2 separate regions of the Homo sapiens genome follow, and region 1 is linked to region 2. A link is a contact called in ENCODE Hi-C or POLR2A ChIA-PET data. All regions are on one chromosome and are shown on one strand. The core of a region is the stretch at or near the end of the contact, and the rest is flanking DNA. Distances in the headings are between cores, read along the strand shown.

Evidence for each region. A loop is a pair of places that touch in the nucleus more often than their neighbours do. ChIA-PET counts read pairs that join two places held with the same protein, here RNA polymerase II (POLR2A). Pooled maps may share reads with other maps.
Region 1: a map of ascending aorta shows a loop between it and region 2 (2.0-fold over the local background). The contact joins two enhancer-like sites. A Hi-C loop is called at or near these places in 1 of 168 maps with a recorded cell type or tissue (ascending aorta) and 4 of 50 pooled maps. POLR2A ChIA-PET finds 5 or more read pairs at or near these places in 1 of 52 experiments (WTC11).

Annotation. Positions count from the first base shown.
Region 1 is chr1:3,421,724-3,427,194 of GRCh38, reverse strand. It overlaps PRDM16 (PR/SET domain 16), which reads right to left. Exons shown (of 17, transcript NM_022114.4): 13 at 1,445-1,614; 14 at 970-1,144. Among named protein-coding and RNA genes, the nearest start is that of ARHGEF16, 30 kb to the left of the region's middle. Within about 2 kb of position 3,739, at least 10 of the 41 ENCODE cell types and tissues checked have a DNase peak (open chromatin) inside an H3K27ac peak, as active enhancers do; they include ascending aorta, where a contact is called at or near this core.
Region 2 is chr1:3,216,053-3,221,878 of GRCh38, reverse strand. The region is part of intron 2 of PRDM16 (PR/SET domain 16); the gene reads right to left. Among named protein-coding and RNA genes, the nearest start is that of MIR4251, 91 kb to the right of the region's middle. RefSeq lists enhancers at 1-308, 1,937-2,479, 2,480-3,023, 3,845-4,613. Within about 2 kb of position 2,483, at least 8 of the 41 ENCODE cell types and tissues checked have a DNase peak (open chromatin) inside an H3K27ac peak, as active enhancers do; they include ascending aorta, where a contact is called at or near this core.

The DNA.
Region 1 (5,471 bases), core at 2,490-4,989, 200 kb before region 2:
GAGCCCTGGTATCCCAGGTTGCACAGAGCATGCGCCGACATTCCTGGATCCGAATTCCACCATCGTTCTGCTGCTGTGTGTCTAGACGCACGTGCGCCCATGCGTGTACATGTGTCTCTAGGTGTACGCACACGGCTGTCCGTCACGCATGTGTATGTGCACACACTGTCCATGTGCATGTACTTGCATGTGTGCATATGCGTGTGTGTAGATCTAGGCAGGCATGTTTATGCACGCACATGTTATGTACACGTGTGTGCATGAGTGCACGTGCATGCCCGTATTTGGGGACCTGCACGCAAAGGGCAGAGCACACAGTTCCTGGACTGCCCATGCCCAGACCACAGCCCTGTCCCCAGGCACGTCCTGCCCTGTCCCCAGGCACGATCCCCTAAACTGCAGCTCCCAGAGCAAGGCCAGGTGAGGAACAAGTGAGGATTCATCAATGGCATATGTATACACATGTATACAAACGTGCATCTCTGTGTGCATATGTGCATGTGAATGTGTACATGTACACGGGGCATACCTATGTGTGCATGTGTGTGCGTGCATGTGTACACATGTGTATGTGTGTACATGTGTGTATAAAGGTGCAGCATTTTGGTTTGGAAATCTTTAGTGCCTCAGATTAAATCAAAATGTCCTTGAGTGTCAGCGGCACAGCTGAACTTGTGCCCGGCTCGGTCACCTGGCTAGTGTTTTGCACACACATATGTTAACAGTGAGGTCATAAGCCCAGGGGTGCTTACTCTCATGACTCTCCAGGTGGAGGAACTGAGGCAGACAGCGCAGCTTCCCCAGGTTCCCAGAGCCCAGGGGCCTCACCCTCTGTGGTGAGGCCCCCACTGCGCCTATCTGGATGTGTTAGGGGCTGGTGCTGGGGTGGAGGTGCATGTCCTCTGAGGGTGGCCACGCAGGGCTGTTGGCCGGGTCCAGACTTTCCCCAGCCCGCGATAGTTTTCTTACCGTTTCTCTGTTCGCGTTGATGCTTGGTTCATCTCACTATTGGCAATAAAGTTTCTGATTTCCGAGAAATAAGAGTCTTCTTTCTCGTCTAAAAGTGCGTGGTTGTCCGACTCTGAGGTGGGAGAGGACGCGCTGGTCCCCAGGTGGTTCGTGAGGACCCCGGGGTGCTGGCTCACTGCGGAGGGGCGGGAGCATCAGGGGGCGGCCTCTCGCTGGACCCCTCCCTCCGTGGGGCAAACCAACCGCGAACGGGGTACACCTGGGGTGCTGTTAGGGAGGCAGGTTTCTTAGGGACACCGGAGAGCACGAGGTTCTCTTTAATGACCACGGTTTGAGGGGTGCCTGTTGGCTTCCTGAGGGGTAGTCTGTGGCCCTCTTCCCTGCCCGGCGCCCACTCCCCTGCTGTTCCCCCTCCCCCTCTGTGGGGCCTGCCCGTGTGGGTGCTCTGGGGGCTGCCCCACCCCGCGTGGCCCACCTGGTGCGTTCTCGTGCTCGTGCTTCTTGAGGTGCCGGTCCAGGTTGGTCTGCTGCCCGAAGCAGCGGTTGCACAGGTGGCACTTGAAAGGCTTCTCCTTGTTGTGGATGTTCCGGACGTGCCGCTGGAGGTTCGAAGAGATGCTGAAGGAGCGGTCGCAGTACTTACACCTGGAAGGGGCACACGCGCTCCTCAGTGCAGGCCCCGGCTCTGCATGGCAGGCCGGGCCACAGAGGGTGGGGGGAAGGGAGCCCGCGCCCCTGCCCCGTGCCCCGTGCACAGCTTTGCCCCGCCGTGTCCCGGAGGTTGCTGGATCTCCCAGCTGCAGAGCCAAAGGCATCCTGGGGAAGCTGTCCCTAGAAACAGCCCCGGCTTCAAGAAGCAGGGGTTCACGCCTATAATCACAGCACTTTGGGAGGCCAAGGCGGGTGGATCACGAGGTCAGGAGATCGAGACCATCCTGGCTGACATGGTGAAACCCCGTCTCTACTAAAAATACAAAAAAATCAGCCAGTCGTGGTGGTGGGCGCCTGTAGTCCCAGCTACTCTGGAGGCTGAGGCAGGAGAATGGCGTGAACCCGGGAGGCGGAGCTTGCAGTGAGCCAAGATCACGCCACCGCACTCCAGCCTGGGCGACAGAGCGAGACTCCATCTCAAAAAAAAAAAAAAAAAAAAGCAAGCAGGCGTTCACCCTCCTACTGTTCTGTGGCTGGCTGGTGGATCCCCCTGGAGTGTGCCCCGTGTCCCCTGGGCAGGCGGTGCGCCCGACCCTCCGGCGTCTCCTGCCCTCTGTTGTCTGGGTCTCCCTGGCCCCCAGGCCGCGGGGCCGGCAGGTCTGCAGCCGGAGGGCGACATGCTCCTTGCAGCCTCCAGAGGGCGGCCTTGCTCCATGGAAAGACACTCGGCAAGGCCAGTTTCCCAGCCGGAGGGGCTCCACAGACCAGCTCCCAGACCAGCTCCCTGTGACCTTCCTCCTCCACCCCTCGAGGTGGCTGGGGGCCCCTGGGCAGGCCCCACCTCACTTGGAGCCTCAGTTTGCCAGTCCATTCATGGAGGGCTTGGGGGCTGCCCTGGATGTTGCCACTTGTTGGCTGCCTCCTCTATTAAGGACACAAAGACCACACTGGCCCCTTTGGGCACTGCCAGCTCCCGGGCTCGGTTTATCTTTATTCCCCCAGGGTGGGCAGGGCTGCTGCCGGCCTGCACCGTGCACGTGGGGAAGTTGGGATGAGACCCCCTTCCTCCATCTGGCCTCCACGGCATCAGGCAGAGCAGGACTCTAACACCCTGAGTTTATCAGAGCAAGGCCCCTTGCGGCTGGAAAGTCGTCATAATGAGCGATCGAGGAGGGCTGCGTGTGGAGGGTTCCCCTCAGTGTGGGGCCCTTGGGCTGGGAGTGACCTTCACAGCCACACGTGGTGACCCTGCAGGCAGGGAAAGGGAGGGTTGTTCTCTCCCATTTTTAGAGAGCGGGGCTGAGAACTAGGGGGCCTGAGCGACATGTGCATTGAGCAGCAAGAAAATCATGCCTGAAACGAAGAGGGGGAGCTGGGGATGAGCTAAGGAGGAACCCCATGAGCTCTGTAGATGCACGTGCGCTGCCTCTGTGAAGACAGCCTCCTCCCTGGGGGGCATCCGGCGGGGGGCTGGGACTGGCTTACTGAGAGGCACCCGGCTGGGCTGGGCGACGGTGAAGGGAACCCTGACTGCATGGTTTTCAGTTGCACGTGGGTGCTTGGCATGTGCGTGTGTGCCATGCCTGTGTGTGCACACTTGTGTGTGCTCTTGGTCATCAGAACGCCCGCAGCGGTGCTCATCTGATCCCACAGGCACACACGCACTTGAACATTCTGTTTATATGATCATGCGTTTTCATATTTTGAAAACAAAGCAAGCTCCATGATGCCCATGGCACAGCACACAGAAAGTCTACCCACTGCAGCAGGATCCTGGCCGGGGGGGCCTGGTAGCAGCTGGAGACCAGGCCAGGGCCTCTGTGGGAGCCTCTGTGGAGGCACCAGGATGGGGCAGGGTTTGTTCACCCGGAGTGGGTGTGGCTGTTCTAAGCACAGTGGCCTTCGTTCCCACAGAGGACAGGACTCCGAGAGGCCCCACCCCGCCCCGACCGGTGCCGGTGGCCCGCTCCAGAGCAGCATACTGGTCACATGCCCTTGTCACATGGATGGGGACGTGCCTGGTGACACTCGGGAGTCCTGGCCTCCCAGACCGGGAGGGGCTGTGTGGCTCGGCCTTCTCGGCACGGTGCTGCCCTGTACAGGAGGGGCCTGGGCTGGTGTTTGCTATCACAAAAGCCTGGCGAGGGAGTCTGACCTGCCATCAACACACCCGCAGGGGCCTCCCCAAGGCAGGAAGCTTCAGTCCCACACCTTCCGGGTGCTGCTGCCGGGCCCAGGAGCTCAGCATTCCCCACGTGCAGGGGCTGCGGCCGTGAGAAACTGTCCTTGGAATCTCAGAGCCTGCGAGTCTCCCCCAACTCCCCAGGCTGCCTGGTAAAACCTAGCAAGTCTGAAAATGGGTCCCCTAGAGAACGGGAGGCAGTCCTGGGAGAAGGGCACTCCTCTCCCACGCCTGGCCGAGGCATATCCCCATCCCACTTCGTCCCAGCAAACTTCCCTGGTGCTGCCCTAAGGCTTCATCCACTCAATTCCTGAACCTTCCAACCTTTGCCGGAGGCCAGGCTCACTCTGGCCTCTTCAACAGTAGACAGGAAAAGAAGCATTGGTGATCGAAGTCCCTGAGCTCCCCGAAGTGACCCTCAGCCTTCTCTGCTCCTGATCCCAGGGGCCTGGCCTGTGGGCTTCTTCTCTGGGAGCCCCTGCTCCTGCCCGGGTCAGCTGAGCTGCCTCCGGGCACCCGGGTCCCAGCGTCTCCTCCCACAGCCCAGTGACAGGCAGCGCCCTGGCTTGGACTGGCCATCCACAAAGCCTGCCCTGGGCGGCGCTGCAGTTTTGTTTGACTCGGCCTGTGAACTCACACAAGAATAAGGCCGAGGATGGAGCCCTTTCGGCAGCAGGGTTGGAGATGCTTGGGTGCCCCCCTACCCGACGTGTCCCACACAATCTCCCAGAAAGGAGGGATTTTACACCCTCCAATGCATTTTCTCACATCCCCCACCCTGACACATCCTTAGACTGGAATGGTGGTGCCTGGCCCTGGGACCGCCATGCTTTTGAGGCTGACTGACTGCTGAGAAAGGACACACTGGACTCTGCGTCTCCAGCCCGGATGCAAAGCACCTGCCAGTCTGAGCATTCAGGCTCTGCCCAGCCAGAGGCTTCCCACCCAGCTGGGGCCATGTGCCCCTCTGGCATGTTGAGGCAGCCCAATCTGTCTGCCTGCCTGACTGTCTGTCTGCCTGCCAGTCTGCCTGCTTGCCAGTCTGTCTATCTGCCTTCCTGCCTGTCCATCTGCTTGTCTGTCTGCCTGTCTGTCTGCCTGCCTGTCTGTCCATCTGTCTGTCCACCTGCCTGTCTGTCTGCCTTCTTGCCTGTCTGCCCTGCCTGTCTGTCTGCCTGTCTGTCCATCTGTCTGTCTGCCTACCTATCTATCTATCTGCCTTCCTGCCTGTCTGCCCTGCCTGTCTGTCTGCCTGTCTGCCTGCCTGTCTGTCCATCTGTCTGTCCACCTGCCTATCTTCCTTCCTGCTTGTCTGCCCTGCCTGTCTGTCTGCCTGTCTGTCCATCCATCTGTCCATCTACCTGTCTGTCTGCCTTCCTGCCTGTTTGCCTGTCTGTCTGTCTGCCTGTCTGTCCGCCTGCCTGTCTGTCTTCCTGTCTGTCCGCCTGCCTGTCTGTCTGCCTGCCTGTCTGTCTTCCTGTCTGTTTGCCTGCCTATCTTCCTGTCTGTCCGCCTGCCTGTGTGTCTGCCTGTCTGTCTGCATGTGTGCTCAAACACGGCTCATTCAGTTCCTGGTTTCTTTGGAAATGCAGAGACTTTTGCAGAAAGTCCACCTAATGGCTCTTGCATAAACCCTAGCAATTGTGGATCCGAGGTAAGAAATGGGATT
Region 2 (5,826 bases), core at 1,234-3,733:
ATGGGAGTGAATTCTCCATGAGGAAATTGTATATGTGTGTGGACATCTGTGTGCACATGTGTTTTGCATGCACGACCTGTGTTTGTGTGTACATGTGCCTAGACACGCATGCATGTCACTGTTTGCACACATGTGCGTCTGTGCATGTGTATGTGTGTGCATGCGTGTACATGGGGGCATCCATGTGTGTCCCACATGCCCAGGGTGGACATTTCAGGGCCGGGCAGGCATTGAGGGGAGAAGGGGGAAATGCAAGAGGCTGCCCCTGCCTCTGCTCTCCAAGCAAGCGCAGTGCATGACGTTCATTGGAAGCCAGACTTCTCTGTGACTGCTGGCCCGACCAGCAATGCTTTATTTTGACTAAAGAACATGCAGTGCTTAGAGAGTCGGTGCAGGCCGGACAAAGAGTCTCCCCAGTGAGGCCAGCTGCAAGCGCCTGTCATTTGTGCAAACACAGCAAATCCAAGCAGCTTTTGCATCTTCTGGAAAAAAGTCCCACGTACATGATCCGGTTTGATTGTCTCTGTTACGCTGAACCGGAGGCTCAGAGAGGCTCATGACTTTAAGGCCACACAGCAGGCAACTGAGCGCTGGAACCGGGAGGCCCAGAGTCCAGTCTTCTGCTCTCTTAGTCTAGAGACTGTTTCCCTGAAGAGCGGAGTGAGGCAGAGGCTGTGGGGCACTGCCCATCTTTGCCAGAGACCGAATGCTGAGGCTGAGTTGCACACGGTGAGGTTGCACACGTCCCAAGGCCCTAAGCCAGTGTCGGCATGGCCAGCTGAAATTCCAAGGCCCAGCCACTGGCAACCCGTCCCCCCTCTCCACCTCACTGACCACCCTGGGTTGTAAACATGACTCCTGCTCCCAGACAGGGTCTCCCTCTCTTGAGTCTGAGCATCAAGTGGCCTGATGGGATGGATTCTGAAATCACCATGTGTCAAAGGGCTGGAAGAGGCTGGCTCTGCCACTGTGGTGCACTTTCTCCCAAGGCTGGGCTAGGTTGGCCCTTTCCTCCCTGGGCAGCTTATCTCAAAGAGACCAAGGCGAGGAGCTTCCCCATGCAGACTGTAGCAGCACCCTTGGAGGAGGCGAGCAGATGCACGAGCCCTGCACCCTGGGCTGCCTCCCTGTTTGGGTTCCTGTTTGCCAGGCCCCTGCACACCTGTCATCCAGGGAGCTTCTCCCAGTGACACCCAGGAACTGCCAGAGAATGGGGAGAGAGACCAAATGGTGTCCTTTCAAGAAAGGGCCCCTCTAGACCATCCCCAAAGTCAGCCTTCCGTTGCATTTCAGGCCAAGGAGAACCACAGCAGCCTGGGGGTACGGCAAGACTCGAGGCCAGGTGGGCCGGCTGCTCCTGTGGCCCCTGCACCTGCAAGCAGGTCTTGGCTTTCTCAGCCCTGCCGACCCAATGTTGCCCCAACCTGTGCTGGTCCTGCGTGACCAGGTCCCAGGCCCACAGAGCTGTGGAAGGTGGCAGACGCGGGGAGGGCTGCAGGTAGCTCCTGGATTGGCCCTGGGCGTGAGTCTGAGCCAGGACAGACCACAGGTCCTGGGGCTGCCCTGGCCGGCTGCTATGATGCCTGTGACGTGGCCCCACGGTGTTGGGGACAGGTTTTGTGTGCATCGGCTGGGAGGCTGGGCGTGCTGTGGGGCCACAGAGATGTGTGGAGGAAGGTGCCGCAGACGGAGTGACGGCGTGGGCACGGCGAGGACAAGATGCATTCCTCCCGGCGCGTGTGGGCACGGAATGAATGTCTCTTCAAAATGAGGGCTATGTCTGGAGATGCAGGCAAACCCATTTAGATCCTCTGAGAGCCCACTCGGGGGCTTTTACTGTCTGAGGTTACGTGGTCAATGGTTTTCAGGAGAGGCTCATTATTACCTCAGCGCCAAACATCTGTGGCCAGCACCGCAGCCTCGCCATCTCCCCAGGGAGACTCCGCCGGTCTGGGTCCATGGCCTGTGCTAGCTCCGTGGATCCGGGGGACCTCATGCCTGTGGGGGAGCTGGCTTTGCTGAGATATCCTCCTCCGGCTTGCCAGAGGTGGGGAGACAGCGCCCGTGAGGTATGGGGGTTTCTCCCGAAGTCGGTGAAGCAGGGCAGGCGGGCGGTTACAGAGCCTTGAAATGCAGGGCGAGAGAGATGGCCGCTCCTGCCATGTTCAGCCCTTGCTCCTGCCATGTTCAGCCCTCACTCCTGCGGGACATTATCTGCACAGAATCTCCCGAGTGCAGAGCTGTGGCGGGGATCTGGGAGAATTTTATCGTCCTGTTCCCGAACACTGCAGACAGACCTGGGTAATTATTAACCCGGCTTCTGACTCTCTCTGTTCCCAAAGATGATACTGCCCTACCGAGGGCCTGCCAGCCCCCTGCGCTCTCCTCCCACGCTGGACCCCTTCCCCCGCCCCAGCTCCAAGGGGAAAGAATGAGAAGGCAGGTCCTCCGGGAGCTGGCACGGCAGACAATGTGTGTCTTGTGTGAGTAATTTAGCGCTGTGGCCAGTCAATCTGGTTTCTGGGCCCGCTGCCCTGACCCTCTTTAGAGCTGCTTGCTCTCGCCGACACAGTGTGAAACATTTTCTTTCACTGCGCTGACACTCCGCAGATTGAGACGTCAGCCTGGTCCAACTGCAGCAAATTAGCAATTTTTCTTTTGCTAATTGGAAATAAAAATGTTTGCCGAGGGAGCCGTTTGTCGGCATGCGGTTTTCGGTTTCTGTGCACCGTGAGGCTGTGTTGAAAATGCATCCTGAGGTACTGCCCACCCTGGGGTGCCCCTCACCACAAATCCTAAAGGCCCTCCTCGCGGCAGTGTGCAGAACACGCCTCTCCCCTGCAGCTCTCCGCTCAGCCCGGCACTGGACGCGAGGACCCCTCCTTTGGGAGAGCTGGGCCCCAGGCTGTGAACTTTCGGAAAGCCATTGGGATTGGCAGGTGGCAAAACTGTCTAGGGTGAGCTGTGAGAAAGCTCTTTGCAGGGAAGAGGGAGAACACGTCTCCAAAAATGCCAGCTGGGTTACGGGATTTCTGAGCAAGCGTGGTTCGGGTTGTCCACCTTGTCCGCTGAGCGTGCACCTGGGGGAGGAGCGTCCTGAGGCCTGGCCTCCAGGGCACATCTGATTTCAGCCACCCCTCGCTGCCAAGAGTAGAAAAGACCCCAGCTCGTGGGTAGAAGGTGGCAGAGGCACCTGCCAGTGTGGATAAGGGGAGGAAGCATCTTCTGCTAATTGGAACAAAGAAAGAAAGAGCCAGAAGGAAGGCAGAGAACATCCCTTTCTAAGGAAGGGCCTTGAGATCAGGTGTAGCCATTCAAAACTTGGTGAAGAGACAGGCCCCACCGATGCCCACCTGTGCGGGCGGGCACATCTGTGTGCACGTGTGCGTATGTGTGCCTTGGAGTGGGTGGGTGTGCCCAAGTGTGTCATGGCCTGTTCCCGCACACCGAGGTGGCCCCGGCTGCCCCCTGGGGATACCTGGGGAAGCTGGGGCTGCTGGCCAGCACCTAACGGGTTACTGCCCTCCCCCCTTCTCCGATAAAGCATTTGACAGCCATGCCTAATAATTCTTTCTGCTGGGTTTTTTCTTGATGTCTTTATGTGAATATGAAGCCGGAATGAAAGGCTTTGGGGGACCCCCATGAGAGAGGAGAAGTACGAACCAGAGAGGAAGAAAGAGCCCTGCGGCTCCCTGCCGAGAGCCAGGCACCTCCTCTGGCCGTCACGCCAGGCTGCAGAGGCCCTTTGTAAGTGCAGGCGACTCTTCTTCACTTGGCCACGACAATAGTGTTTTGTGGCGAGGGATGGGATGGGGGCGGCAGCGAGGGGCTCGCCCCAGGGCCTGCAGATGTTGGATGAGGGGTGATTTATTGCTCCGGTGTCCTCCTGCATTTGGCTACCTTCCCAGACCCCAACATCGGTGACAGAGGAGGGAGGGCCGGCAAGAGGGGGAAGAGGCCGGTGGCAGCAGTCCAAGGGGGCACCCCAAAACCTCGTGTGGGGAGCAGAGTTGGGAGTGAGCGAGGTAGCATGCAGGCGGCATCCCGAATACTTCTAGGGGGAAGAGCGCGCGTCCCAGCCAGCCCAAAATGAAACTCGCAGGGCCTCAAGGAAAACTGGGCTGAGTTTCTCAAGAGCTCTCCCGTGTTGAAAAAAAAGATCTACCGGGATGCACGGCACGGGGACCTGGCCCCAGGAAGAGCAGGGCCGTGAGTGAAAACGCTGCTTCTGGACAGCGTGCACTCAGCCACAGTGGCTGGGAGAACCCCTCACCCTCGCCGTAGACTTAGGCCAGCGCACTCAGCATGGCTGCCAAGCTCGACAGAGGCCAGTTTATGCTCCCAGGCACTCTTGAGATCCACTTTCATCTGGAATAAGGAGCAGAAAGGAGCGGTTTTCCTCTTGAGTTCTGACCTGGCCCAAACCAGAGAAGCCATAAATCCAACCAGGAGGGCTGTTCCCATGAGATCCCTGCTCCCATTCCAGACCAAATAAGCCGAGAAGAGCTGGGGGGCAGCCCAGCAGCTGCTGCAGCGTCTTCTGAACTGACAGCCTGCAAGCTGCCGTGCGCCCACTGCTGTGGCCGCCCCATCCCCAGCGCTAACCCAGGCTAAGGAGCTGGACGCCAGCCGCCCAGGAATGGATTCTGGGTCACTTCCAGGGAAGAGAAATCACTGCCGATCAACTCACACACGGGCGAATGCCCGTTTCACGGTGAAAGGTGTGTGAGGAGAAGGCCACCCGGGGCTTTTTATCCTGTTTGGGAATGAGCTTTGGTCACGGAGCCCTGGAGGAAAACACCACACAGAAAGCGTGCTTCTATCCACACAGAGGGTGCCGTTTCCCCTGCTGCCCTGCAACATTTGGACATGGAACAGTGCTAGGCTACGAGTTAATTCACAGAGGAACTGCCGCAATCCCAGTGGGTGGCTTCAGGCTGTCAGAGACAGTGGTGGCCCAGGGAGGGACCAGGAGCCTGGGAGGCTGAGGAAGACAGAGGTGCGGACAGTGGGCACCTGAACTCTATGGCAGTCACGGATGACTGGCTACAGGAACCTGTCCCCTCCAGTTCCATGCTGATGGCCACAGCCACAGCCCCGCCCTCTGCAATATCAAGAATGGTTTCAGCATCTCCAGTCTCAGGCATGGGCCTAGACTCTCTGATTTCGTGAGGCCAACCACAGCCTCCGGACAGTGTGGCTCCTGACTCCTGCCCCAGGTTTGGGGAGACTCTGGGATGCCCAGCTCCAGCCTGCTAGGATGCCCACCTCAGCCTTCTATGGCAGGTCATTGAGTGTGCCCAGCTGTGATGTGACAACTAGGCCTGGTTCGGCGGGGGACAGCCACCGGGGGCATCTGAAACCCACCAACCCACCAGACCTGGGTGGGGATGTGTCTGGGTGTGTCTCCCCACGCAGGCCATATTGGGGAAGGCTCTTGGATTCTCCTTCCCTGGTGGGCTCAGGGGCCTGCAGGAGCATGCATGCTCTGTGGGTCTCCTCTCTGTGGAGGCCCCTCTGGCTTCCCAGCCCCGTGGCATGGATGTCACTGGAGTGACAGCACTGTGACAACCCACTGTACTTTCTGCGGGTTGGACGCTTCTTGAACATGGCTGGTTCAGCATCTCGGGGGCCTGGACACTGCCTCGTCAGCACAAATCTCTCCCCAGCTCCTTGCTGGGATATGTGGAAACATTTTTCCCATGGAAAGAGAGTGTGGCCTTTGTCAGGGGGCCACGGCCAGCCCGAATTACAGTAAAGATTAATCCCAAACAAGAGACAGAGACAGAGACAAAGAGCATCATACACTTGGGTTTTCAATGGATG